Linked DNA regions of Homo sapiens: regions 1 and 2 are each linked to region 3. Evidence: read pairs that join two places in POLR2A ChIA-PET (ENCODE). Cell type or tissue: CD4-positive, alpha-beta T cell. All regions are shown on one strand. Links, peaks and the distances in the headings refer to the core of each region. The heading gives the core; the rest is flanking DNA.

Region 1 (10,271 bases), core at 1-8,000, 150 kb before region 3:
CCTCGGGTTGCTTGGAGTCTAACAGGGCATTGAGCACCATGAGGGCCACGCTGTTTTGAGGACACACTCTGGACATTATTCATGAATAGCTTGGTTTATTACTGAGAAAAGTATACAGTGTAGGGTTCCCCTGCCTCTCTGGCTGTTTGTCAAGACAGTGAACAGCCGCCGGGCCTCCTTTTCAACAAACCAGCCAGCGCTGTGATGAACTCCGCCCCACGTGCACCTGGGCAAGGCTCTGTCACGAGGTTCTCTCCATCACTGTGTGGCTAGGCAGGACAGAAGGAGGGAGAGAAAGCAGCCATGCCTGGGTTCTCCCAAACCTTTGACATGCCCGGGTTCTCCCCAGCCTTTGATGTGGCAGAAAACAGCTCTCTGTAAGGCAGACAGCTGCACAGACAGAAAGCCCTGCTATTTGTCAGGGGCTGCCATAGACTGAGGCTGCACACTGAGAACCCTGTGTTCTGAATGCTGGCGCAGGCCTTAGGGGGATGCAACCCCACCTTCCTCTGGCTCGGGACCCCAAAATATGGGCTGGGCATGGGTGAGAGAAAGGATACTCTTTCATTGCCCACCTCCACCCCTGTTCCCCACGAAACAGATGGAAGATCAGCAGACTCGAGGGATCTGCTGGGCAATGAGCTTTTCTGCCTCAGTGGGTTTTCGCTGGAGTCTGGGGAATGGAGCATCCCTTGCAGGGATGGAGAGGACTCAGATTCAGGAAGCAGGGACATGGAAATGGCCCTATGGTGCCATTCAAACCGAGGCAAAGGCCAAGGGGGATGTAGGCTTCCCTGCCTATTGTCTCAGCGTCACCCTAACACAGCGGAGAGGGCACTCACTGTTTGTCTCCAGAAAACCAGACCCCTGTGAGGTCAAGTGGCCCATCCAAGGTCAGTGCCCTGCTTGCTTACTCGTGATCCTCTCTGTACTAGTCAGGGTTCTCCAGAGAGACAGGGCTAATGGAATATAGATATATAGACGTAGATCTGTAGAAAAAAGAGACAGAATGTATTAGGGGAATTGGCTCACACAATTATGGAGGCTAAGAAGTCCCATGACAGACCATCGACATGCTGGAGACCCTGGGACGCTAGTGGCGTGGCTCAGTGCAAATCTGAAGACCTAAGAACCTTGGTGGGCTGCTGGTGTAAGTCCTGGAGTCCTACGTCAGGAAAGCCTTGAGTTTTTATGTCCAAGGGCAGGAGAACAGTGTATTCCAGCTCTAGGAGAGACAGCAACCAATTTATCTTTTCTGTTTGTTCTATTCGGGCCTTCATCCAATTGGATGGCACCCACACACATCGAGGGCAGATCTTCCCCCCCTCGTCCACTCAAACTCATGCCAATCTCCTCTGCAAACACCCTCACAGGCATGCCCCAAAATAATGCTTAACCAGTTCTCTAGGTATTCTTTAATCCAGCCAAATGGACACCTGACGTTAACCATCACACGGTGTCGTCTATGTCAAGTTCACTAAGGAGGATAAATCATCCTACAGTATGCATCAGAAAGGTGTTTGGGGAAAACCGGACTTGTTGGAAGGAACTGTGGGCTCATCCAAGGGTTTGCCAGTGTAGCAAGTGAGTTGTGCTCTTCACGCTGGGTTGTTGGCACTCGCTGGTCTCCCTCCCACTGCTGCTAACCTGGGATCCTCCAACCCTTGATGACGATGCCACTCAGGGGTCTGCTGGGCCACTCTCCCTGTGATATTCACAAGTGGGGACTTGAACCCCTGACTGGTGATTTGTGGGGGGCTTGCCGCTGTAGGATCCTCTTTCCACCCCTCTGAGTGGACGAGAAGGAGCAGGACAGGGAGCTGGCATTGTGTCCCTGGTGGCTCCTTCCAGGTGGGCAGCGGGGAAGGGCTGCCCAGCCAGTCAGGGCAAGTGGGAGCTCAGGGCTGGGTTGATGGCCAAGGCTGTGAGGCTCAGAGCAGATGCCTTGAGCCTTCCTGCATGAGCCCTTGGGCCAGATGGAGTAGGTAAGCAAGGATCTCAGTCACACAAGGTAGTGTCCACCATGACTTCTGCCTCCTGTCAGCCACCCTCCCTCCAAGCCAGGTCTGCTGCTGGTAATCAAAAGAAGTAGGGTTTGTCAGAATTTCTGTTTGTGGGGCATAAACTTGTAGCACTACCACAGCAAAAGCATTTGTGTGTGCAGTTGTGTTCTTCATACATTTCATCTTATCACATTATGTTTTAGTGTCTCAGATACATCTGGTCCTGATGTCTGATGGCTCCAGTTAAAAGCATGCAAAACTGCCACCAAAGCAGTGAAATGCAGATAACAGTGACAAACGGATTAAGAGGCATTATCACTTCAAAGTGTGTTTAATTAAGATGAATCTCTGTACAAGAAAACCTGAAAATGCCTGGAAACCTTACAGCTCATATAGAGAAAAAAACATATTAGAAAAGGTCCCAGCCAGGTGCAGTGGCTCACACCTGTAATCCCAGCACTTAGGGAGGCCGAGGAGGGCGGATCACAAGGTCAGGAGATTGAGACCATCCGGGCTAACACGGTGAAACCCCGTCTCTACTAAAAATACAAAAAATTAGCTGGGCGTGGTGGCAGGCACCTGTAGTCCCAGCTACTTGGGAGGCTGAGGCAGGAGAATGGCGTAAACCCAGAAGGTGGAGCTTGCAGTGAGCTGAGATAGTGCCACTGCACTCCAGCCTGGGTGACAGAGTGAGACTCTGTCTCAAAAAAGAAAAGAAAAGGTCCCAAATTTGAGTCTTAAAAATGTACATGATATTACTAATAATGGATTGTGAAGCTGAAAGTTTTCTAAACTTTTAATTAAATTTATTATTTTGATGCTAGACTATCAATTGAACTACGTCCTGGAGGCTGTCACTTGTTTTTGTAAATACAGTTTTGTTGGAACACAGCCATGCTCATTCATTTACAAATTGTCTATGGCCACTTTCCTGCTACAATGGCGGATATGGGTACTTAATACATAGGCTTGGTCCCCAAAGCCTGAAATATTTGCTTTGGTCCTTTACAGAAGAAGCTTCTGGCCCCCTGTGCCAGATAAAAGATTAAATTACCCTTTTATGTGTTGTATAGGAAATATGACCAAAAAAACCTGCCATATAAAGGATGACTAAAGAATTTGTAGCCAAAAATGTAGGAAAACACGTATTATATAATTATGTCAGGCAGTTAGCTATAAAAAGATGTTATGTTATATTTCTGTACTTTATGATGTTTGTGATGGTTTTCAGCTCTTTAAAATTTGTAAGGTTTATTATTTTCTCATTCTAAATATTTGCTTTTATACCTAATTTTTTATTTTCCAAATTTTTAATTCTTAAAGGAGTCTTATGACTGTATAATCTCCAGACCTCACAAAACTTGGATCCACACCTAGCCATTAAGAACTAATATACTACATTTGCATTTTAGAGAATAATTCCTATACTGCATGCAAGAAATTGGTGTATCTCAATTTAACTTGCTTGCAAAGACTTCAGAGTCTTATTGCACAAACAACAGTATCTAAGAGAATAAAAGTCAGCGAAGCCTTAAAGGAGCTGATCAAGTGACAGTATGATGACAATAAAATCACAACAGGGTGTGGCTGCTCACACCAAAGCAAGGGGGTCCGTGGGACTGTCAAAACTGCCCTAGTTTCTATTATAAAAAGCCCCCTCCCTTTGCCAATTACAAAATGAGCAGCCTGCCCTGCCCTCTCTCATTCCCGTTGCAATGGGCATGGCAATGCCAAGGGGGCATCCTCGCTTCACATTTGTGCAGGGCAAGAACCAAATTCCTTGATTCTTGGAGCTCCAGAACTCCAAACAGTGAGGGGCCTATAAGGTACCCCCAGCATGGTCCCTTCCCGTGGACCTCAAAGGAAGAGCGTGATCCTCTCTGACAGGATGCCACTGACTGCAAGCCACAGAATGTCTGGTCATCAGTGGTATCTGTGATAATGACTCTGAGGGACGCCCCTTTGCCAAGGCTCAGGAATGCTCCCACGGGCTGCCGGGCCTATTCAGCATGTCTGGGGTTTGGGGTTTCTCCCTCATAAATCACGGAGGGCTGCTCCCACCCCCAGCACTTCACACCGCACAGGGCCCCAGCAGGAGGGAAAGTGTGCTTTTTCCTCACCACCTGGAAAAGCTCTCACTGTAACACTCCCCTTCCTGCTCACTGCATCACATGCCCACCCTGAGCCAGTCACAGGAAAGCCCAACACCAAGCCAATCCCGATTCCCCGGGCGTCCTGGGCACACATCATTAAAGAAAAAGGCAATGGTGTGGAAACAGGTAACCCTCAGTGTCATGTTTCGTAGGCTCCAGGTACAAACCATTCCCATGGAAAGACTAAGCCTCTACAAAGGATTTGGCCCAGTCAGCGTAACCCTGGGGAATCTTGAAAATATCTCAAGCTGGTCCATAGGACACGGAGGTCACTGCCCCAGCTCTGGGTGGGTTTCTGAGTGTGGACCTGGATGGCTCCCAAGGCTCTTTGGGGATGCTCAGATAGTATCTCCAGCAGCACCTGCAAGTCAGCAGAAGATGAGGGAGCTTCCGGAAGCATATAGACCTAGATGCTAAGATCAAACCCCAGACCACAGAGAACCTACCACAGCAGAGAGTGGCACTGTTTAGATCTTCTGACTTCCACTGTCACCTGCCTTAGAGACAGGTGAATGCCAGGAGAGGTTAGCTGCTGATGCCTGAGAAATCTATCAAAGGAAAAGGTGGGCTTGTCCCAGGAAGCCTAGGGCATGATTCTCTAAACAGCAGGCAGAATTACAGAATCTTGGTGCCAAAGGAACCTTCAGAATTAACTAATCCAGGGTTTGTCAAGTTTTTTTGATGACGAACAAATAGATTGCACTATGCTATGGTTCGAATGTCTCCTCCAAAACTCATGTTGAAATTTCATTGCCATTGTAACAGTATTAAGAAGTGGGACCATTGAGGGGTGATTAGGTCATGAGGACTTTGCTCTTATAAATGGATTAAATGCCACAGAAAGGAGGAGTTCAGTCCTTGCTCTCATTCTGGCTCTTTCTTTGCCCTTCCTCTAGGGGGTGATGCAGCAAGAAGGCCCTCACCAGATGTCAGTCCTTTGATCTTGGACTTCCCAGCCTCCAGAATCATGAGCCAATAAATTTTTGTTCATTACAAATTACCCCACCAGGCTGGGTGCAGTGGCTCATGCCTGTAATCCCAGCACTTCTGGAGGCTGAGGCAGGCAGATTACCTGAGGTCAGGAGTTTGAGACCAGCCTGACCAACATGGTGAAACCCTGTCTCTACTAAAAATACAAAATTAGCTGGGCCTGGTGGCAGATGCCTGTTGTCCCAGCTACTCAGGAGGCTGAGGCAGGAGAAGTGCTTGAACCTCCAGGAGGCGGAGGTTGCAGTTAACTGAGATTGCACCATTGCATTCCAACCTGGGCAACAGAGCGAGACTCTGTCTCAATGAATAAATAAATAAGTAACCCCACCTGTGATATTATTATGTTATAGCAGCACAAAACACATCAAGATGCACTGTAAAAGAGTACATACACCGGGCATGGTGGCTCACGCCTATAATCCCAGCACTTTGGGAGGCCGAGGCAGGTGGATCATCTAAGGTCAGGAGTTTGAGACCAGCCTGACCAACATGGTGAAACCCCATCTCTACTAAAAATACAAAATTAGCTGGGCCTGGTGGCTCATGCCTGTAATCCCAGCTACTCAGGAGGCTGAGGCAGGAGAATCGCTTGAACCCAGGAGGCAGAGGTTGCAGTGAGCCAAGATCACGCCACTGCACTCCAGCCTGGGCGACAGAGCAAAACTCTGTTAAAAAAAAAAAAAAAGTACATACACAGGTATATAAAACTAAACAATGGTTACACACAAACAATACTTACTCTTTTATTCTATTTCATTTACACTTTAAGCACCATTAAAACAATTTCAAACCCATGGTGGGTAGCAACGCACAATGTGGACACTCCTCTTCCCACCCTGGTGATCCCCACAACAGACCACTGGATGTCCGTAAGAAAGAAGTGCTCCTGATGCCTAAGGAAGTGCTCTTGCAATGCAGTTTCAAGTGAGAAAAGGAGGGTACAGAAAAGGGGAGTAGGGAAGCGTGGGGGCCTGGGATAGAAGCCAGGTTCCTCTGATCACACTTTGTCTTATAGATTGGACTTTGAAATCATGTAAATGTTTTACATAACTATAAAACAAAATTAAGCCAAAAGGAAAAAGAAAGCAATTTCAAGGTCAAAAGTAACATGACAGACATAAAGGTATGAATCTACTTGGTAGCTTAACCCACGGAGAAAAATGGTTTCCAGGGCCCTTTAACACAAGGCTTTGTGTAATTGGGTGCTTCATCCCTAGTGAGATGTATCCTAAGGGCAAAAAGAACTGCAAAGACCAAAAAATCTTAAACTGTCTTTAGTAATCACATTGTTGGTACTAATTTTCATATTATTGTCCTGAAATTATTATTCTGTTAGTTCTGAAGCTGTAATTCTCCAAGACATAGAAACAATGACTAATTTAGTCACAAATAACTCTCCTCAACCCTCCAACCCCACCCAGTGCCCAGACTGTGGTCTCTAAATTGCATTTTCCACTGAAAGAAGCCATGCTCTCAGAGAAATGCCTAACTAACTCCCAGTGCAGGGCAAGAAATGGACAACGTGAGCCTTGGAAAGACTCCTTAGAGTGAGTAAAAAGGACTCAAGAGCCAGCTTGAAGAGCCTCATTGGCCAAAGATGGGAGAGTTTGAACATTAAAAAGAATAAAACCTGAAGTATTCAGAAACATTTCAAATGTGAAAACAAAAGAAAACCAAAACCAAATATGGCTTCATCATAATGCTCAAACGAAACAAAAGGAAGCAATCTTAATTGATCACTTTTGGAGAATGCTGGAAAGTCAAAATATTTTCTGAAAACTGGTATATAACGGGGAAGAATGGGGACTTTTCTTGCCTTTTGTATATAAACAGTACCCCAGGAGAGCCAAACTGTGGATGAGCTAATCCATGCAGAGGAATGATAGAATTAGAAAATTCCACATTGAATTCCCCACTGGAATATCGGATGAAGGTCATGATTATCAAGGGCTAAAACCCCTCAACAAAAAGCTGATGGGTCGGCCGGGCGCGGTGGCTCAAGCCTGTAATCCCAGCACTTTGGGAGGCTGAGGCGGGTGGATCACCTGAGGTCAGGAGTTCAAGACCAGCCTGACCAACATGATGAAACCCCATCTCTACTAAAAATACAAAAATTAGCTGGGTATGGTGGCAGGTGCCTGTAATCCCAGCTACTTGGGAGGCTGAGGCAGGAGAATCACATGAATCTGGAGGCGGAGGTTGCAGTGAGCCAAAATCATGCGATTGCATTCCAGCCTGGGTGACACAGTGAGATTCCATCTCAAAAAAAAAAAAAAAAAAAAAAAAAAAAAGCTGATGGGTCAGGCTGAAAACACCCGAACCCTATAGTATATCCTACCATCACTAAAAGAGATACAACCAGACATTATGTGTGTGCTGGTGGAAATGCCTAACATCATCTATGAAACATTTCCAAAAACCTACACTGAAATCTGATGGGTCCTCCACATCTAATCCCCTAAATATATCAGGAAATGCAGAGATGGAAGAACATGTTAAACAGAAACGGGGGTGCAAACAACATAATCCAGAATGTGAGACATTCTTCAGGAAAAACAACCTAGGTTCTTCAATAAAGTACCATAACATTCAAAAGAGAGAGAGGCCCGGGTGAGGTGGTTCACGCCTGTAATCCCAGCACTTTGGGAGGCTGAGGTAGGCAGATCACCTGAGGTCAGGAGTTCAAGACCAGCCTAGCCAACATGACAAAACCCTGTCTCTAATAAAAAAAATAAAAATTAGCCTGACATAGTGGTGCATGCCTGTAGTTCCAGCTACTCAGGAGGCTGAGGCTAGAGCACTGCTTGAATCCAGGAGGTGGAGGTTGCAATGAGCTTAAATCTCACCACTGCACTCCAGCCTGGGCAACAGAGTGAGACCCTGTCTCAAAAACAATAAAATAAAATAATAGAGAGAGAGAACAGAGGATCTGTAGATTTAAAGAGACTTAAGGGACATATCCAAATGCAGTGTGTAGGTTTATTTGAACCCTGATTCAAACAACTATAAAAAATAACAAAACAGAAACATTTATGTGTCAATTAGGGAAATGTAAACACCAAGTGGATATTGTCAATATTTAAAGATTTATGGTTAATTTAGTATGCTGTGATAATGGAATTGTGGTTATGTTTTTAAAAAGGGTGTATGGGAGGGAGTTTTTATATTTTAGAAGCATATTCTCTTGATACATTGCTACAGTAATGGCCCCCAGTGGATTACTCCTCATTTCTATGCCCTTATGATTCTCCTTCCCACATTAATGCTGGGCTTGGTTATGTGACTTGTTTTGGCTAATAGGATATTAGCAAACATGATGCAGGCAGAGACTTGAAAAGTGCTTGCACATTTGGGCTTGCCCTCTCTCGGAAAGCTGCCACCATGAAAGCTTGCCGAAGCTAGCCTGCTGGAGAGGCCACTTGGAGAACTGAGGCACCTTAGCTAACTACCCAAACATGTGAGTGAGGCCATCAAAGACTGTCCAGCTCCAACCAAGTCACCAGCTGACTGCATCCAAATGGCAGAGCCCAGACAAAACCAACAGAAGAACCATCCTGCTGATCCCAGCCCAAATTGTTGACCCACAGAATTACGATCCAATAAATGATTGCTATTTCAAGCCACTAGACAAAGCCACTAGATAAGAAATGTAATTCTGTAATATGTACAAATGAAACTACAGATGTCTGGGGATTTGCTTAAAATAAAGCCAGGGGTAAAGTGAGTGGAAATACACACACACGAAACAAGATTGATTATTTGCTGATAATTGTTGAAGCTGGTGAGGAGTATGGGAGGGCTAATTTTACAACTCTCTCTGCCTTTGGTTTTGTTTGAGAGGGAAAATTTCCATAATGAAAAGATAAAACAGGCTGGGTGTGGTAGCTCATGCCTGTAATCCCAACACTTCAGGAGGCCAAGGCAGGCAGATCACTTGAGGCCAGGAATTCGACACCAGCCTGGCCAACATGGCAAATCCCTGTGTCTACTAAAAATACAAAAAATTAGCCAGGCATGGTGGTTCACGCCTGTAGTACCAGCTACTTGAGTGGCTGAGGTGGGAGGATCGCTTGAGCCCTGGAGGTTGAGGCTGCAGTGAGCCGTGATCACGCTGCTGTACTCCAGCCTGGGTGACAGAGCAAGATCTTGTAGAAAGAAAGAAAGAGAGAAAGAGAGAGAGAAAGGAGAGAAGGAGAGAGAAAAAGAGAGAGAAAGGGAGGGAGGGAGGGAAGACAGGGAGGGAGGGAGGAAGGAAGGAAGGAGAAGGAAAGAAAGAAAAGAAAGAAAGAGAGAAAAAGAAAGAAGAGAAAGAAAGGAAGAAATAAAGAGAAAGAAAGGAAGGAAGGGAGGGAGAGAAGGGGAGAGAGGAAGGGAAGAGGAATTACTCTTCTGCCCACTGACAGATAAAGCAATCGAAACCCAAAGAAGGAAAGTGAGTCCTGTGATGTAACACAGCCAAGTCACAGCAGAGTTCATTGCTGAACTAGAGCTTCCCCGCTGGCTCCTGGGCCAAGCCCTTTCTATTCCCCCCCATGCTCATAGGCAGGGAAGTTGGAAAAAAGAAGCAATACGAGTAGGAATAATTTCTTCTGTTGCTTGAGAAAAGCCTGGTAGCAGCCCTAAGACATTAGAATATGATGAGACCGTTCATGACAAATGATGATCATTTGTGGGATATACTGTTTATGTAGTGTTTAGGGAAGAAATATTTGTTCTGCCATGTATGTGCATTACATTACATAAAAGGACAGGCAGGGAATCCCTCCTTTCCACACCCTGCCCTGTTTGGCACCAAACGCCTGTTCTGTTTTGAAAGGTTCGTAGATAACCAATCAGGGCTGTGTTATAGTGTGTCAGGACAGCAATACTAAAAAGCCATTTGCAAGTTCAAATATATTAAAGTTGTCTCTTTCCCACACATACAAAATGAGCAAAGCTTTCATTATTCATCAAATGAAAAAATTAAGCCCTGCAATTATCTGTCTATGGCCCCAGGATAGGCTGTGCATCATTTAATCAGATGTTACTACGTGAAGCCGCAGACTACGTCTGGCCACGAACAGACATAAAAGAAGGGCTAGTTGATCAAAAAAAGAACAAAACCAACTTCCAGGTCTTAATATCC
Region 2 (8,000 bases), core at 1-8,000, 120 kb before region 3:
GACGCATTCAACACTGCCCTTCGGATTTCCTCAGGGTATGGGCAATAGTGAATTCATGTTGATTTACTAATCAACTAATCAACTAATTACTAAGTTCTTAGGGTAATGATTTTCGAGTCCCAGGAATGTTTCCAGGAGGAGCTCAAGGCTGATAGGGGTAGGAGAGGTAGGCTGAGCAAAGAGAGTTCTGGACCCTCACCCCTGCTTCACCCGGGAGAGCTCATTTTTTCTTTCTGCCTTACTTGTTGGACTGCTAAGTAAGAGTTACTTTGGAAGAAAAGATGCAACAGAAAAACTGCCCTTAAAGGGCCGCATCCAAAAATGTTCATCATGAGATAGGGACTAAATCATGTGTCCAGATGTGTCCAGAGAAAAGTAACAGGAAATACAAGGTGACATCATCTGGACCCCAGTCTGGGAAAAGGAGCTGGGTAATTCAGACAAACCTGCCTGCTGGAAACAACTGGAAATGTTAGAACATATTTAAAATATTCTTTAAAAATTTTGTATTTTATTTATCTTTTAATTGATGTATAATAATTTTAAATATTTTGGGGATACATAGTGATGTTTTAATACATGTATGGTGATCAAATCAGGGTAATTAGCATACCCATCATCTCAAACATTTATCATTTCTTTGTCTTGGGAACATTCAATATCTTCCTTCTAACTACTTGAAACTATATATTATATTATTGTTAACGATGGTCATCTTACAGTGCTAGAGGCCATTAGAATTTATAATTTATTCCTCCTATCCAGATGTAGCTTTTTTTTTTTTTTTTTTTTTTGAGACTGAGTCTCACTCTGTCGCCGCCCAAGCTGGTGTGCAGTGGCATAATCTCAGCTCACAGCAATCTCTGCCGCCCAGGTTCAAGCAATTCTCCTGTCTCAGCCTCCCATGTAGCTGGGACTACAGGTGCATGCCACCATGCTGGCTAATTTTTGTATTTTAAGTAGAGAGGAGGTTTTACCATATTGGCCAGGCTGGTCTCAAACTCCTGACCTCGAGTGATCTGCCCACCTTGGCCTCCCAAAGTGCTGGGATTACAGGCGTGAGCCACTGAGCCCAGCCCAGATGTAGTTTTTAATCCTTTAACAAATCTCTTCCTAGCCCCTCCTTCCCCTACCCTTCCCAGCCTCCAGTGTGCTCTGTTCCACTTTTTACTTCTATGAGATCAACTTTTTTAAGCTTCCACATATGAGTGAGAGCATGTGGTGTTTAACTTCCTGTGCCTGGCTTATTTTACTTAACATCATGTCCTCCAGTTCCATCCATGTTGCCATGAATGACAGGATTTGCTTCTTTTTTATGGCTGAATAGTATTCCATTGTGTGTATATATCACATTTTCCTCATCCATTCATCTGTTGTTGGACAGATAGGTTGATTTGATACCTTGGCTGTCGTGAATAGTGCCGCAATAAATATGGGGGTGCAGATGTACCTTCAATATTCTGATTTCCTTTCCTTTGGGTAAATGCTCAGTAGTGGAATTGCTGGATATATGGTAATGCTGTTTGTAGTTTCTGAGGAACCTCTGTACTGTTCTCTATAGTGGCTGTACTAGTTTACATTCCCACGAATAGTGTATAAGAGTTTCCTTTTCTCCATAGCCTCACCAGCGTTTGCTATAAATATACTATCTTAAAAGTGCCAAAGAACCAGCAAGATAATGAAGAACTGCCAGGCCAGCTTCTGGGGAAAGCATGCATTAAGAGGGATAAGAATACTGGGGCCTTTGAAGGCTCTTTGGCCTTAAGGGACAGAGTTGAGGCTCAGGGGCCACCCAAGGTGGGGAGTCAGGGTGGAGGCCCTTCCCACACTGAAGGCCAACACCTTTGGGGTAAGGGTGAAGCAGCAGGCAGCCACCTCAGGCAGCAGTCGGGGCACCTGCACCAGGTACTTCAATCAAAGGTGACTGAAGACAGGGAAGTGGGAGGCAGGTTTCATAGGGCTGAATTTTCTACCCAGGGAAAAGTTTTTTCAAGAATAGGGGCAGTATAAAGACTGAGGGAGTTCATCACCAGCTGACTCTTCCTGAAGGGATTTCTGAAAGATGCATTTCAGTGAGAAGGAAAGTGGTCTCAGAGGAAGGTTTGAGGAGGAAGAAGGAGTGAAGAACAGGAAGTACTGAGAGGGTGAATAAAAACAACCATTGATTTCATAAAGCAATGTCTTAATCTGTTTTCTATTGCTTAGAACAGAATACTTGAAACTAGGTAATTTATATAGAAAAGTAATTTATTTTTTTCAGCTATGGAGGCTGAAAAGTCCAAGGTTGGGGGCCGCATCTGGCGAGGACCTTCTTGCTGGTGGGGACCCGTGGCAGAGTCCCAAAGCAGCTCAGGGCATCACAAGGGGAGGGGACTAAGCGCACTAGCTCAGGTCTCTCTTCCTCTTATAAAGCCACCAGTCCCACTCCCATGATAACCCATTAATTCATGAATAGACTAATTCTTTTATCAGAGCAGAACCTGCATGACCCAGGCACCTCTTAAAGGCCCTACCTCTCAATATTGCCACACTGGGGGTTAAATTCTAACATGAATTTTGGAGGGGACAAGTATTCAAACTATAGCAAGCAGTATTAATAATGTCTAGTGGAATTAAGAAAACCAAAACAGAATTAAAGATCTAGATAAGAAAACTTATATTCCAAGCACAAGTTACATGGAGCTCATGGGTTCCAAGGCCCTTCTATTATCTGAGTGGAGGGCAAAAAGGTATTGAGTTCAGAGTCTTATATATTAAGAATTCATAGTATATGTTAATACATTATTCTAATTCTTAATTTTATATTTGGAATTCTAGGGTATTCATTAAAAGATTGGAGCAAGGGTATGGAGAAGAAAAAAATAAGTATACTTAAAGAAGGGAGAAAAGATAAGGAAACAAAGCAAGTATACAATTACAGGTTAGATTAAAATCCAAATATATAAACAATTACTTTATATATATGGACTGAATATTCCAGCTAAAAGACTAAGTTGCTCAAACTAGATTTTAAAAATTACAGCTATACAGTTTTTTTTTCTTTTTTTTTTTTTTAGACAGAGTCACTCTGTAGCCCAGGCCGGAATGCAGTGGTGTGATCTCGGCTCACTGCAACCTCTACCTACTGGGTTCAAGTGATTCTCCCACCTCAGCCTCCCACACAGCTGGGATTACAGGCGCTCCCAATCACGTCTGGCTAATTTTTGTATTTTTAGTAGAGATGGGGTTTCACCATGTTGGCCAGGCTGGTCTCGAACTCTTGACCTCAAATGATCCTCCTGCCTTGGCCTCCCAAAGTGCTGGGATTACAGGCATGAGCCACCTCGCCTGGCCAGCTATGAGAGACTTGTAAAACACAAGGTTACAGGACTGTTGAAAGTGAAAGGTTGGAAAAAACATAGGGGTTCAAAGAAAGGGGATGTCATTACATTAATATCAGACAAAAGACTATTTTGGCATAAGCATTTTATTAGAGGCAAAGAGCATCAAGTAATAACAATAAAAGACCCTGTTAAAATCGAGGCTTAGCCAGGCGCGGTGGCTCACACCTGTAATCCCAGTACTTTGGGAGGCTGAGGTGAGCGGATCACAAGGTCAGGAGATTGAGACCATCCTGGCTAACAGGGTGAAACCCCGTCTCTACTAAAAATGCAAAAAATTAGCCGGGCATGGTGGTGGGCATCTGTAGTCCCAGCCACTCAGGAGGCTGAGGCAGGAGAATGGCGTGAACCTGAGAGGCGGAGTTTGCAGTGAGCCGAGATCACACCACTGCACTCCAGCCTGGGCGACACAGCGAGACTCCGTCTAAAAAAAAAAAAAAAAAAAAACGAGGCTCAGACATGCACAGCCCGCCATGGCTCTGTCCTCCATCGCACTAACACTTGGGTGGCAAACGCAGAGGAGGACTGGCATCTACTGGCCAAGTAACCTTGTCCATTTGATTACTTAGTGCCTCTCCCGGGTGGATTCAAACATCCTTACACCCCGTGCGCACCCTCATACGTCTATCCACTACCTCTTCCCTGGGGCCTTTCTGTCCCTGAACTTCTGGTCTCCTCCCAGGCTCCTGACCATAAGCCCAGCCACTCCCCACTGCCCATAAATCCACGGATGTTTTTACCTTGGGCCTTGGAAACATGAAGTGAATGACCAGGTGCGCCACAGAATGCTCTGCCCATTAGGAAGATGTTCATCGTCGGCAGATGGTGACTACTGCAGCAACCCTGCGTGGTGCTGTGGTGCAGGTACTGTCTGTCTTTGTCTTGCCCTGACATACTGGGTTGATCCATCCATGAACTGAGCTCGGGCTTTTTCCTCCACTGTTACCTGATCATGGAAAGGCCCATGAGGTGTGAGGCATGAAGTTAGAGGTGAAGGAAGAGATGGCAATGCCCAGAGTTGGATGATGAGATCTGGAGTCTGCCTGTGGTTCATCTAGCCCAAGAATCAAAGCTGCCTGTTCTGTAGTCTGGCTCCTGCAGAACCCCTTCTGGATCTGGGAGCCACTCAAAACTAGCCCAAACTAGCAACATTCTGTGTCAACTGGAAAATGGGTAGACCAGTTGCCACATGCAGAGTATTATGCCTCCAAAACCGAAAAACCCCACTACTCATTGCTTTTTTTCCTCTCAGACCTAGAAGTCCAAGGTGGAACAACTCACCCTTTATTTGCAAGTGTAATACATCATTCCCTAGACTCCTGGGCTCCTAGAAACACTACAAATGGGACAGGCCCCTGAATCCTTCTAGGTTTATCTCCTACCCTCAAGAGATCGTATCTTCCGTGGTATCAAGAGAACTTGTCACTTCCTGCCCTTCAGGTCTAGTTACCATGGTATCACCAACACAATGGACCAGTGAGCTGCTCTGCGGAAAGTTCATAGAGCCCCATTCCCTTCCTGAAGACCATATTATATCAGAGGACAGGAGAATCAACCTACCCCATGGGCAAAACTCTGAATGTTTGCTTTGTCTACCACACGTGAATACAAGCTGCTTCTGACCCTCCTTCTGATGGGTATGGAACAGATGGCGTTCACCAGATCAACAGCTACATACCCATACCAAAGTCTGTGTTCATCTGCTCCGATGAAGAAGCTCCATGTGGCGCAGCAGCTGCAACTGAGCTACTGCATGGGAAAGTTTATGGTAGTCCACTCTCATCCACCATAATCCATGCGGTCTCTGCAGGGAAGATACTAATGATTCAAATTCTAGTGAATTAAATGGGGATAGGATGGGGACCACCACCTTGGCACTCTTAAAATCTTTGATGGTGGTCCAACTAGCTGATAGTCCTCCATTACACCTTCCCTGGGCATAATATAATTTTTAAAGTTTTTTACTTTATTTTTGTAGAGATGGAGTCTTTCTTTTTTTGTTGTTTTGTTTTTTGTTGATTTTTTTTTTTTTTTTTTGAGATAGGGTCTTACTTTGTCACCCAGGCCAGAGTGCAGTGGTGCAATCTTGGCTCACTGCAGCCTCGGCCTCCCAGGCTCAAGGGATTCTCCTGCCTCAGCACTCCCAATTAGCTGGGACTATAGGTATGTGCTATCACACCTAGATAATTTTTGTACTTTTTTTCCTTTCTTTTTTTGAGACGGAGTTTTGCTCTTGTTGCCCAGGCTGGAATACAATGGTGTGATCTTGGCTCACTGCAACCTCTGCCTCCCAGGTTCAAGCGATTCTCCTGCCTCAGCCTCCCAAGTAGCTGAGATTATGGGCATGTGCCACCACGCCTGACTAATTTTGTATTTTTAGTAGAGATGGGGTTTCTCCATTTTGGTCAGGCTGGTGTCGAATTCCCGACCTAAGGTGATCTGCCCGTCTCGGCCTCCCAAAGTGCTGGGATTATAGGCATGAGCCACTGTGCCCAGCAATTTTTGTACTTTTTGGAGAGACAGGGTCTTACCATGTTGCCTAGGCTGGTCTCGAACTCCTGAGCTCAAGTGATCTGCCCACCTTGGCCTCCCAAAGTTCTGGGATTACAGGTGTGAGCTACCATGCCTGGCCTGAAAGATAGAGTCTGTGTTGCCCAGGCTGGTCTTGAACTGCTGGCCTCAAGCAATCCTCCTGCTTCCACCTCCCAAAGTGCTGGGATTACAGGTGGGAGCCACTGCGCCTGGCCCCATCATTTTTGATTTACTCTCTGTCTTGGCTGACGGGGGAAATTCAGGGGCTTCCACTTGGCCTTCTCCAATAGGCTCCACAGGTCAAAGAAGCAATTTGTGGGTTCTGCCAACTGCCAAGTAAGTCCATACTAATTAAACTAATTCAGGACATAACCACTGGTGGTTTCATGGGCCCAGTGGACACACTGTGAGACGGATTGGGTCATTTGTTACCTGATTCCCACAGTCCCCGTCCTAACAGGAGAGGCATGATGGCACTTCAGATATGAGTATTGGCTCAGACCATAGCCAACTGCCCTCAAAAACCTGGTTACTTTTTCCAGAGTGTGGTGGTTACTCAAGTAGAATGCCATGGGTCTTTATGGAGAAAGACTGGAGGCCTCGCTACTGTATATACTCACCATAGTGTTACGGGGTTCTTTCTAACAGAAACCAGGCCCTGCTTTAGTCAATGTCAATGGGTTCTTGGTCCAAAAACAGGTTCAAGACTGGAAAATGGGCAAAGGACCACGACTTTCTGTGAACTCCTCTTGGTTTTTTCTTTTTATAACATAAAATTCATCATTTTAGAGTGTGTAATTCAGTGGTGTTTAGTCTACTTCTCTTTGTATGGATTTGCCAGATACTGGACATTTCATACAAATGGAATCCTACGATGTGTGTCCTTCTGTGCCTGGCTTCTTTCACTTGGCATGATGTTGAGAACAGCTTCATCTGGGTTGTAGCATGTGTCAGGCAACTTCCCATTTATGGCTGATTGATATTCCATGGTATGAATATGGGACATTTTGTTTGCCCATTCATCCACGGTTGGACATTTGAGTGTGAATCCATTCTTAACCCTTTTATTTATGTATATTGAGCAGTACTCTGGATAGTTGCCCATCTACTCTGCCTCTAGGGACATCCTGTCCTATTGGCCATCTTCAGTCCATGTATCTCTGAAAATTAGAACACTTACCCCCTTTCTCTTTGTTCTGACCTTGTGGCTCATTCTATTACAGTAATTATACCCACCTTGAAGAAGCAAGTGCTGCAGTGAAGTGCTGCTGCCTGGTCCTTGCTAGTCAAGATTCTAGCATCCCTCCTGCTCCTGGAGAGCCCTGCTCCGTGGTAGCATCTCCGACCACCAGACCTGGCTTGTTGAGGATGGCTACCACTGAGCTTTTTAGCAATACTGGTGCTACCCTCACCAGCAAGCTCCTTGTCACCATGGTAAGTGTCCTCCAGCCCTTCCAAGGAACACTGGCAGATGGTGGGGTTTCCAGTCTCCTAGAGCAGACCGATTCTTCCAGCTGCATCTCTGAGCCTTTTGGTCCCTGATCCCTTCCTCCACAGTCAGCCTTGAAAGTTCAAGCGTGACTTCTCTGTTGCTTTTCTCTTTAGAAAGTGGGCCATTGCTTTTGCCCAAGCTTCCAGAGTCATTCCAAAAGCATACTGGAATCATTCTAGGGCCCTTCCCTAGATGTTAAATTTTGTGCTATGGTCGAATGCCCTCCTATCAACAAAGCTCTCTTCTCTGGCTCACTCTTCTGTTGCCCTTGACCCAGCCCCTTCAGCACCAAGTCTGTGCTGGTGAGCATTAGCCAGATCCTGTAGCTCTTTCTGTGCGTATCCCTCTCCTTCCTGGGCAGGCCCAGCACAAGCCAGGGGCCAGCTAGGACCCTGACACTTGGGATGGTGATCTGTGGATTTGAGAACCTTGAGCCCCCAGGTTCCCTTGCAACTCTCTGGGGCTCCCTAGGGTTTTGTCTCACTTGCTGGAAGATCAAGTCTTATTCACCATTTGAAGACAATGCAAAGGCCTCAAAGGTAGCCTTTTAAGACCATGCTGGCTCCCTCTGGGACTAGCCCCAGCTCCCCTCCTGA
Region 3 (10,143 bases), core at 2,144-10,143:
AATCCAAAGCCTGAAGTCACCCCACATGACTTGGTATTGGGAATTGTGTGGATCCAGCCCTAAAACCCCCGGGCTTGGGGTTGGAGCCACCATTTAAAGAAGTGTTGGAGCCCATCTCGCCATCCCTCAGCCTCGAGTTATAACTAGTCATAGGTAAAAAGAAGGCAACCAGGACACAGGTGTTTATGAGATCAAAAGCAACAACAACCGAAACAATCAACAGTGCTACTAAGGTAACACAGATAGGTGAGGAAGAGGCCAGGTGCTCAGTAAGTGTCTCCTGTGGACGGTCCCTCACCTCCCCTGAGCAGAAGGGCAGGGTGTCATCTCCACATGCCTTGGGGAGATGGCAGGGCCAGCACTCTCCAATGGCTTCTGAAGAGGAGCTACTAGGAGAAGAAAGTGATGCTCTAAGGAAAGGCTGGACTGCCGAGAGCAGTATACCCATCCCATTTTGTAAATTATGTTAAAAATTGTGTTAGAGTAGTGCATGTGGTAATACACATAGCTTAAGGATCCTGTCTTTCTGTACGTTCATTGTGATAAGCAGGTCACCCCCACCATCTGCCAGCTTCTTCAGCTACTGCCTTTGGTATTTACCTTTCCCAGCTCGATAACGTGCTCATAGGGGCTCTTCTTGATGGTAGAAGAGTGTTAGGCATTATCTCCTGACTTCCCATGATGGCACATGAGCGCCTGCAGGCACCCTTCTCCCACCCATGTGATAATTGGATATTTAGGATGGAGCCAGCATGCGGTATTTTGGGGGATCATGACAGTAAATGCTAGTTGCAGGTGACCCATACATTACACGTGTTTCTTTCCCTTAGACTCAATAGTTGCCATTTCTGCTTGGTTTTCCCAGTGCTGTTGTCCCCACACCCCCAGCCCCCCATTTGTCCCCACACACCCAGTGTGGCCTGCTCCGTGTGGCCTGGATAACATCTCTGTGGGGGTTGGCTGTCATCCTGGGACCCCTCCCCTACCATCCAGGCCCCACTTCCTGGAGCCCCTGCCATCTGCTTCTTGGCAGAGCTCCTGCTGCATAGCCTCCTGGAAGGGGTGCACTGGAGGCCATTTTTCCTTTCCTTCTGACTTTTATTTTAGGGTTGGGGGTACATGTGCAGGTTTGTTACATGGGTAAATTGCATGTCACGGGGTTTGATGTTCTTATTTCATCACCCAGGTGATAAACATAGTACCCGATAGGTAGTTTTTCAGTCTTTCACCCTCCTCCCTCCCCGCTCAAGTAGGACCTGGTGTCTGCTGTTCCCTCTTTTGTGTCCCTGTGTACTCAGTGTGTAGCTCCCACTTATAAGTGAGAACTGGCCGGGCGCGGTGGCTCACACCTATAATCCCAGCACTTTGGGAGGCCAAGGTGAATGGATCACCTGAGGTCAGGAGTTTCAGACCAGCCTGACCAACATGGTGAAACCCTGTCTCTACTAAAATACAAAATTAGCTGGGCGTGGTGGCGGGCGCCTGTAATCCCAGCTACTCAGGAGACTGAGGCAGGAGACTCGCTTGAACCCGGGAGACAGAGGTTTCAATGAGCCAAGATCGCGCCACTGCACTCCAGCCTGGGCGACAGAGCGAGACTCCGTCTCAAAAAATAAGTGAGAACATGCAGTGTTTGGTTTTCTGTTCCTGCGTTAATTCACTTAGGAGAATGGGAGGCCATTGTTTTAAGGCTTATATGTCTGGAAATGTCTTGATCCTGGTCTGAGGTTGATTCACGTTTCTCTGGGTTGAATCATAGGTGGGAATGGTTTACTCGTGCGGTTTGGAGCTCTGATGTTGCTGTGGAGAAGACTGAAGCTTTTCTGATTCTGGCTGTGTGCACCTCCCGGTCTCTTTGCCTCTCAGGGCCTTTTGGGCTTGTGCCTTTACCAGGGCTTGGAGGTGTGCACGTGTGTGGAGGTGCTTGGCCAAGCTCTGTCCTCTGCAGCGGGCCCGTCGGGTGGCATCTGGAAAACATTCTTGCCACTTTCTTCACGATCACCTCACCTCCTGTGTTCTCAGGGCTGCCTGCAGTTCCTTTTATTTGGAGCTGTTGGTCTGATCCTTACATTTTCATATTTTTTCCCTCTTACCCATCCATTTGTATTTTTGCTCTGTTTTCTGTGAAATTCTCTCAGTGTTCTCTCCCAACCCTGCTATTGGGATTTTTATTTCTGCCACATTTTTCCTTCTGTATCTTTACTTTCAGACTCAGGTTTCTAAGCCTTTGCTTTCAAACTCAGGTTTCTAAGCTTCCCTTTTAAAGGCACATGCGGTTCTTGTTTCCGCCAGGCCGTCTATGCGGTGAGGATGTTAGTGACAGCTCTGGAAGTCTTCTCGTTGCGTGGCCTCTGCTCCCTCCACATCACCTGTCTCTGCTCCTTGGTCTGGGTCTCTTGCCCACCCACGTCAGGCTCTTCTGCATTGTCTGCTGATCCTTGATGTCTGGTGACACGGCCCAGAGAGCCTCGAGCTGCGTGGGGGCTTCTGGGTGCCCATCAGGCTCAGCGACGGTGGCCTCCTGTGGGTGGTCTACTGGGCCATCTCCTTCCGGGTTTTCCCCCAAGAGGAGTGTTCTGCTCCTGCCTGGGGGAGGGAGGGTGGTCCTGCTGCACACTGGGAGAGAAGCTGGGAGGCAGCACTCTGTGAGTGGGCTGTTCCCCACACCCCTGTTCTGGAGGCTGCCCTACTCTGAGCTGGGTCTGGAGTCGTCAGTCCAGAGCTCCCTCCTGTGTAGACCCTCCCAGAAAGTCAGCCTCTGGTTCCTGGCAGGTGCAGGAAGGGCAAGCAGCCATCTGTAAGGTGAGGAAAGACCTTGTGTCCACAGCTGCTTTATCTGATGTTCAGGTGCCCCCCACCAACTGCACCCCCACCCCCGCCAGAGACTCCCGAGCCTTTGTGGGGAAACGTGGATTGCTTCCTTGCCTTCTCTGCTGTCTTTCTAATTTCTTGCTTCCAGATTATTTTTGTTACTCTCTTTCCCTTTTGCTTTGTCTGTTAAAATCCACTTTCTTTCATTGTAGTGGGATCTGGGGCTGGAAGGGTGGTGGGTGCCTGTGCCTGACCTGCCAGCTTTATCCAGAGTTCCTGTTAGGCCTTTGGTCCAGTGCAGGAGGCGTGGGGAGAGATGAGGGTAAGGTAAGCACTAGGTAGGGGGCGGCTGAGAGTTGTCCAGCTGTTGGGCAGCCAGCATCTCCTTTGTTCTTGCCCAACAATGTTATCCAGGAGTTTGCCAGAGATACATCCAGCAATATCCTGGAAGCAACTGAAGGCAGCTCACAAGAAGACAGTTGTGCAGTGGAAGGAGGGGGTCCAAACCTAAGGTTGGCAGGTTGACTATAGTACAGTTGCGATTGTCTGCATTCTTACAGTTTCTGTCAAAACATCGTTTTCCCAAGTGGCTGGTCAGCTCCCCTGTGGTTAACATGCTTGCAGCAATGGATGAGAGCTCCAGTTGCTCCACCAGCATTTAGTATTGTCAGTGTTTTGGATTTTAACCATTCTCATAAATATGTATAGTGATATCTCGTTGTAATTTGAATTTTCATAATAACAAATGACACTGAACACCTTTTCACACAGTTGTTTACCATCTCTCTATCTTCTTTGGTAAGAGTGTTCAGATCTTTTGTTCATTTTTTAAATTGGCATTTGCTTATTGTTGAGATTGAGTTCTTTATGTATTTTAGATACAAATTGCCTTTACTTTTGATCAGCCTCAAATGAAGAGCATTTTTATCAGCTAAATAAACCTGGCTCTGTAATTGTGGATTCCAACCTCATATTCCTGTCTTGCCTTGTGTTTCAGAAAATATCTGAAGAGGTGCATAGGAATGTCACCCCTGGGCTATCACCAGCCATCAGGGCTGTGTTGGTACGCAAGCAGTCACATTGCCTCCCGATGCCCAGAACAAGGATGTTAACCGCACACTGGCTCCTGAAGCCAGGGAACATTCCCTTCAAGATGGCAGAGGAAAGGCGGGGGCAGTGGGGTCAGCTGGACATGCGTCACCCTACCGTGCTCAGGGAAGATGCTTCTGGCTTCCCCTGGGAGGCAGCTAGTGATGAGGGTCTCACAATGGAAAGGAAATGGAAATGTCTGTTCTTTGGGTTCAGCTCTCATGAGTCCACAGGTAGCACCGTTCATCTGGAGAAGGCCTTCACTTGCACAATCCATGATCTGGAAGCTTCTGTGGCAAGGGGCCGATATACGTCTCCCTACTTATCCATTGAGGAGCAATAAGGGTTGTGACTCGGGTGTGCGTGAAGGAGAGAAGCTCCAGAGCCCTTGTCTCAGGTGGCTTCTGGCCTTCTGTTGGCAGAAACCATTGGTATTCTATTATTTCTGTTTTTAAAAGGGACCTTGAGAACGGAAATTTTCAAGTGTGTTTTGTAACCCTTAGCAAAAGGAGAGCAAACACCTTTATGAAATTCTGGCATGTGGTCCTTTTAACCTTTCCAGGCAGTGTACTGGTTCATGCAAACTAGTGCTATTCCCTTCTTAGGGATTGGGGTGCTGGGTTCTGTGGAAGCAGTCCCAGTGGTGAGCTGGAGCTTGGGTGAAAGGTACGTGTGTGTACATACACCACTTTGTTACATAGTGTTATTGCATTAATTCTGACTGTCCAAAGTGATTCATTTGATGAAGGCAGAAATGCAGAAAGGACAGTCACACACAAATCCCATCTTCCTGAGGTAACCTCTGTTTCCTTCCTGCAATTAGAGCTCTGGCATATGCATTTCATGTGTGCATTTGAGGGTGGGGCTCAGCCACTTGGTAGTCTGTTTTCTTCCCTGTCCACGTTCCCAGGGGCTGTTTATCAGCAGCTCACATTGGTGGTTCAGAAGAACATTCGAGAGAGACAGCTGGGCTGGCTCCGTGTGCTTACTCTCCCTCGTCTACCCCATCCAACAGATTGTGAAGCCTGGTTCCAGTAACCTTGGGGATGACACCAAGGAGCGCTGAGCCCTCCACCCCGCATGTTGTGGTCTTGGGGGAGGGAGGCAGGTAGGACACAGAACAGGGTTCCTGCCCCAGTGGCTCCTCCCAGCTCTTGCTAGCCCTCCCTTGGCATCAGGCAGACCTAGGTAGCCTCAGGTCTTGGAGTCCCGTACAGAGCTGTTGCAGAGGGGGTCACTCCAACCTTGAAGCTTCTGGGGGCCTGGCCGTGGGATAGTGCAGAGTGTGGCACTGCTTTTCTTCCCGGCTGGTGTCCCTGGGGTCAGCTGCCTTAAGGTTAGGGCCCTGTTCTAGGTTAGGACAGGGAAGGGCTTAGGAAACAGGGCCAGCAGGATACAGGGAGGAAGGTGTGGGCACGGACATGCAGCGGGCAGGCCTGTGCCGGGAAGAGGGTGGGCTTTGTCTCCTGAGAAGAGGTGGCCCCCCAGAGCACTGGTCTCCCCACATGGCAGGCAGTGGGGCTCTGTTTCAGGCCCTCTCCAACGCACTTAGGCTGCGACAAGCCTGAGCAGGATGTAGGGGGCTACTAGACCTGCGGGCAGGGCTGAGGGACAGGGCCCGGGGCTGCCAGGTCACCTGTTCTCTGCAAGAGGGTTTTTGAACACAAGGGCTTTCCCAAAGGGTAGGGGTAACTTGCTCCTAGTGGGCAAGACCGAGAGCCCCTGGTGGCTCCATGGGCCTGGGCTGCTGCAGGAGAGGTCTGGGGGCTTTCTAGCTCCTCCCTGGGGGTCTGGAGGTTCCTAGCAGAAGCCCCGGCACTGTTCACCTGTTTCAGAAAAAACAGACCGTTGTCTAATTTGTTGTTGTTGTTGTTTTGTCTCGGCTCCCTCAAAAACCAAAGGCGTTTTTTAGGCCCGTCGTCCAAATTACAAGCTCATTTTAATTCGGATGTATTTACTTTGTGAAACCAACCCTGAAGAATACATTGTTTCGTTATATTCTGCTGGAAACCTTGCCACATTTTTCCTGAGAAAACTGAGCCTGCTGTGCACCTGGAGCCGGCCAGGTGGCAGGTGCTGGGCCTGGAAGAGGAGCCTGCCGAGGCTCCTCCAGGGCTTCTGAGTGCCATTGTTTTGAGTGCGCTGCCTGGTAGCGCTGGGCCCTTCCAGGGAACTGCCTGGCTCCTTCCTCAGCTGCAGCCTCCTGCTGCAGGGGAGCTGGGGACCGTGGAGGTCCCCCACAGGTCCTCAGGCCCACATGCCCCCAGCCTGGGCAAGCCTGCCGTGAAATAGGCCTCGTAGAGCCTGGCTGTGGGGGCAGCAGGGGCCCCTGGGTGCAGAGGGTAGCCTCGCCGCACTGTGGGTGGGTGCCCCTGCTTGCTCCTCCTGGAACGTGAACGTGGGCAGCAGTGTTCCTGTTCCATGCTGGGGAGGGGCTGTGAGAATGTCTTTCTTCCCGGTGTAGCCTAGCCTCAGGCCCACCCTTCTGGGTGTGTTACCTTGGTGAGGTCACTTGGTTTCTCACCTCTGACAAGGGTTTCACATCAACACTTTCCTGTCTTCCGGGTTGGTAGAGTCAGATGAGCCCAGTGCAGGCCAAAAGTAAAAGCTGCACCCCTGTAAAGAGTGTACATGCAGCTGTTTGTGCCATTGAGTGTCTGTAGCAGAGCTTAGCAGGGTGGGGTCCCTGCAGGCAAGGTCCCCCCCAGGAGACACAGAAGGAGAGGGCAGGGGGAGGAAATGAAGGCTGGGGGAGGGGAGACACAGGAAGAGGAAGTGGGCCACGATGGTTGCCAAAGGCTCTGCAGACAGGGGCCCCTCCCTCAGTTGCCTAGAGAGCCGGCTGGGAGCACGGGCACCTGGGGTGCAGAGCTGGGGCTGGCTGTGCAGGTGCTTGTTCGTGTCAAGAAGCAGTTGGACTTCTCTGTGAGATTCTGCAGATCTCCCCTGTGACTGTCAAGGCTGGTGCCCCCCACCCCCCACCCCAGACGTCACAGCCAGAGGCAGGCCCAAGAGGCCTTTCCATACTGTGTCCCTTTCCCTACCCACCACGTGCTCTGCCCTCTTTCTTCCCTCCCTCCCTCCTTCCTTTTCTCTTGGTGCAAGAGAAAACCCTTTCCCAGTAGTCCACAGATTCCCTGGTTCCTACTCCTCATGAGCCCCTACAGTGGCACTTGGGATCTGCATCCTAGTGGCTGGATGGACTTGGCTCTCCTAGCTGCCATCCACCTGGGCTAATTTTCAGCCCACAGTGGTGTCACAAAGTGGTCTTATGGCAGGAGTGTGGTATTCAGGAGCCTGAAGGGGGCTTCTGACGTGGAATTACAACTCTGGAACTGCTTCTGTTTAAATCCTTTGCTGAATATTTGTCACCCATAGCCTTTTAGGTCTGACCCGTTCTAAACTGCTGGGCCTATCAAACAATTTATCAGGGAGGGCCCTTCTCCAATAGGACAGTTTGCAGCGTGACCCAGGGGCTCTAAAGCCCTGGAGCCCTGCCCTGGGAACATCTCCTACAAAGCTAGATTGGACTTTATTGCTATTTTTGAGTTTCTCATCCTGGAAGCCACTGCCCAGCACATTCTGAGGAGAATCTGCCTGGGCGACCATTGTTATTTTAAGAGAGCTCTTGGGGTAATATGAGGAACTGTGCTTTGAAATAGGGAATACAGAATGGGGCCAGTAATGTGCCCAGAGTGTTGAATGTCTGATTTTTAAATTGGCATTATTGATGGCTAGCATTTTCTAGTTTGCTATGGATTTTTTGTTTTGAATTTAACTTTTTGAATAGGAAATGCATTTGTGTGTTTTAGAATCTAAAAGATTTAAGTAGTTTCCCCAGGGAAAATTCTGTCAACCTTCCCTGTTCTCCATCTGCTCAGTGTTCCCCTGGGTGATCTCTGTTCCTACTTTCCTAGGGACCCTCTCTCTGCACATACAGGCCAAGGCGCACGTAGATCCTTGCTGGTCATCTCTCCTCAACCTTGTTTTCCTCACTCAGCTTGGAGATCTTTCCATATCAGTTTGTAAAGAACTCATTCTACTTCTTTGCGATAGTGTTCTGTTATATGTGCGTTCCATAATTTATTTGACAGGCCCCAGTGGAAGGACATGAGTTGTTTTCAGGTTCCTGCTGCATTGACTAATCAGGAGCATATCCCGTTTTGTAGGTGTGCAAATGCGTTTGTAGGCTAGGATGTCAAAAGTTCAGATGTGGGTAAAAGGGTGTGCACATTTCTAATTTTAATAGGTATTGCCAAATCGCCCTCCATGGAGGTTGTAGCAGTTTGTACTCCCATCAGCAAAGAATGCCTGCTTACCTGCAGCCTCACCAAGGTGATAAGCTACCAAGCTGCATTTCAGTGTGTCTCATCTGCCATTAGCTCCTGATGGATGAGGTGGAGCATCTTTTCATGCATTTGAGAGCCATTTGTAGTTCCTTTTTTATGAATGGGCTTTGCCCATTTTTCTGTTGGATATTTTTCTTTTTAAAATTCCTGTGAGCTCTTTCTGTATTGGAGATTAGCCGTTTGTGATAGGAGCTGCAAATATTTTTTCTCTCAGTTTTGTCAGTTATCTCTTGCCTTTGTTTATGGTGACTTTGTTCATGGAGAAGTATAGTATACTGTTTTGTGCAGTCAAATAGATTGATTGATTGATTGAGACTGAGTCTCACTCTGTCACCCAGGCTGGAGTTCAGTGGTGTGATCTCAGCTCACTGCAACCTCTGCCTCCCACGCTCAAGTGATTCTCCTGTCTCAGCCTCCTGAGTAGCTGGGATTACAGGCGCTCGCCACCACGCCCGGCTGATTTTGTATTTTTAGTAGAGACGGGGTTTCACCATGTTGGCCAGGTTGGTCTTGAACTCCTGACCTCAGGTGATCCTCCTGCCTCAGCCTCCCAAAGTGCTGGGATTACAGGCATGAGCCACCATGCCCAGCCTTTAGTCTTTTCTTTTATGGTTTGTGGACTTTGATTCATAGAAGGAACTTCTGTCTTACAGTTTTCTCCTAGAATGTTTGTGGTTTTATTTTTCACATTAGAATCTTTGACCCATTTAGAATTTATCCTGGTGTAGGGTGGGAAGTATGAACCCAGCCTTTCCAGATGCTACCGAAGTGTCCTCATAACATGTATTGACTGCTCCCTGCCCTAGGGGTTCGAGATGTCACTCTGTCCTTTGCACAGTTACCACTACCTTTCGTTCTAATTCTGCCATTTCTGCTGGGCTTCACTGGCCAGTGATCAGCTTACGAAACTGTGTTGAATCCTGGTGGTCTCGTTTCCCCCACGTCATTGTTTTGCAGGATTTTTTTCTGGCTATTACTGTGTGTTTTTCTGTATGAATTTTTAGGATCAAGTTATCCTATTCGAAAACAAAGCAAAGCAACAAGAAAAATGCCTACTTTAAAAAATATCTTCGCAAGCATTGTAGAAATGTGGAGCCACACATTTGCCCAAGGAGGATTCTCTCACTGAAGCAGTGTTGCCTCCGACACTGTGGCAGTCTCCAGCCAGGCTTCAGCACCCTGCCAGCTCTTGCATGTGAAGAGTGGATAGTAGTGTGTGATCAGCGGCACTAGACCAGAGCGCCTGGGACAGGGCACACCTGCCCCCCATGTCTCTTTCACTACTGGGCGGCTCACAAACATGCTTCCCGGGGCCCCTTGGCCCATAGGTGATAACATTGTTATCTCCTCCAAGCACCACTGTGCAGCAGGCATGTGCCCCACGTATTCTCCCACTTAACCCTCACAGTGACTGAGAAACAGGCTGGATGACAATCCCTGAGGCATCAACAAAGGAGTGGAGGTAGAGCAGGCTGCTTCCTTGCCCCAGGCAGGTTCCAGCTGCGGCTCTAGCTCTGGCGCCAGCCAGCTGAATGACAGCTCACTCTCTCCTCCTGGGCCTCACTTCCCTTACCTGCTCAGTGGGTGGGTAAGAGCTTCCAACCTGGACTTCCTGCGAAGCCATGTGCATGTCAGCTCCATGTGGCTTAATAAACCACTAACATTTCTAGAGACGAGCAGGACAGTCAAATGGCCTCCTAAGGAGTTAGGAAGTCCACCCCCCACCACAGAGGCCAGGCCTTTCTGCTACCCCTGAGGCTGTATGCCTGAGTTTCATTGGAGGCCAGCAGTTGATCAGCCCCTGTGTTTGGCCATGCTGACCTGCTCCAGAACAGGAGGGTGAACAGTCTTCCTGGAGTGAAAAACATTGCAGTCTTGAGGTTGGGAGCTAGAA

The links. ChIA-PET counts read pairs that join two places held together with the same protein. Peaks named below come from ENCODE experiments on the same cell type or tissue, not always from the same donor. Only the 100,000 strongest peaks of a DNase experiment are listed, where the experiment ranks them.
Region 1: POLR2A ChIA-PET joins it to region 3 with 13 read pairs; 10 of 35 experiments call an interaction of 5 or more read pairs at or near these places.
Region 2: POLR2A ChIA-PET joins it to region 3 with 10 read pairs; 5 of 35 experiments call an interaction of 5 or more read pairs at or near these places.

What each region holds. Positions count from the first base shown.
Region 1 is chr15:31,202,856-31,213,126 of GRCh38, forward strand. No RefSeq gene overlaps it. Among named protein-coding and RNA genes, the nearest start is that of LINC02352, 8.0 kb to the right of the region's middle. In CD4-positive, alpha-beta T cell, for the core only: no CTCF peak of the experiment used is centred there; DNase peaks (open chromatin) are centred at 306 and 4,596.
Region 2 is chr15:31,237,259-31,245,258 of GRCh38, forward strand. No RefSeq gene overlaps it. Among named protein-coding and RNA genes, the nearest start is that of LINC03034, 10 kb to the left of the region's middle. In CD4-positive, alpha-beta T cell, for the core only: no CTCF peak of the experiment used is centred there; a DNase peak (open chromatin) is centred at 4,833; H3K27ac peaks cover 1,824 bases.
Region 3 is chr15:31,354,945-31,365,087 of GRCh38, forward strand. The region is part of intron 1 of KLF13 (KLF transcription factor 13); the gene reads left to right. Among named protein-coding and RNA genes, the nearest start is that of KLF13, 33 kb to the left of the region's middle. RefSeq lists an enhancer at 2,540-3,039. In CD4-positive, alpha-beta T cell, for the core only: no CTCF peak of the experiment used is centred there; DNase peaks (open chromatin) are centred at 2,307 and 6,657; H3K4me3 peaks cover 5,043 bases; H3K27ac peaks cover 8,000 bases.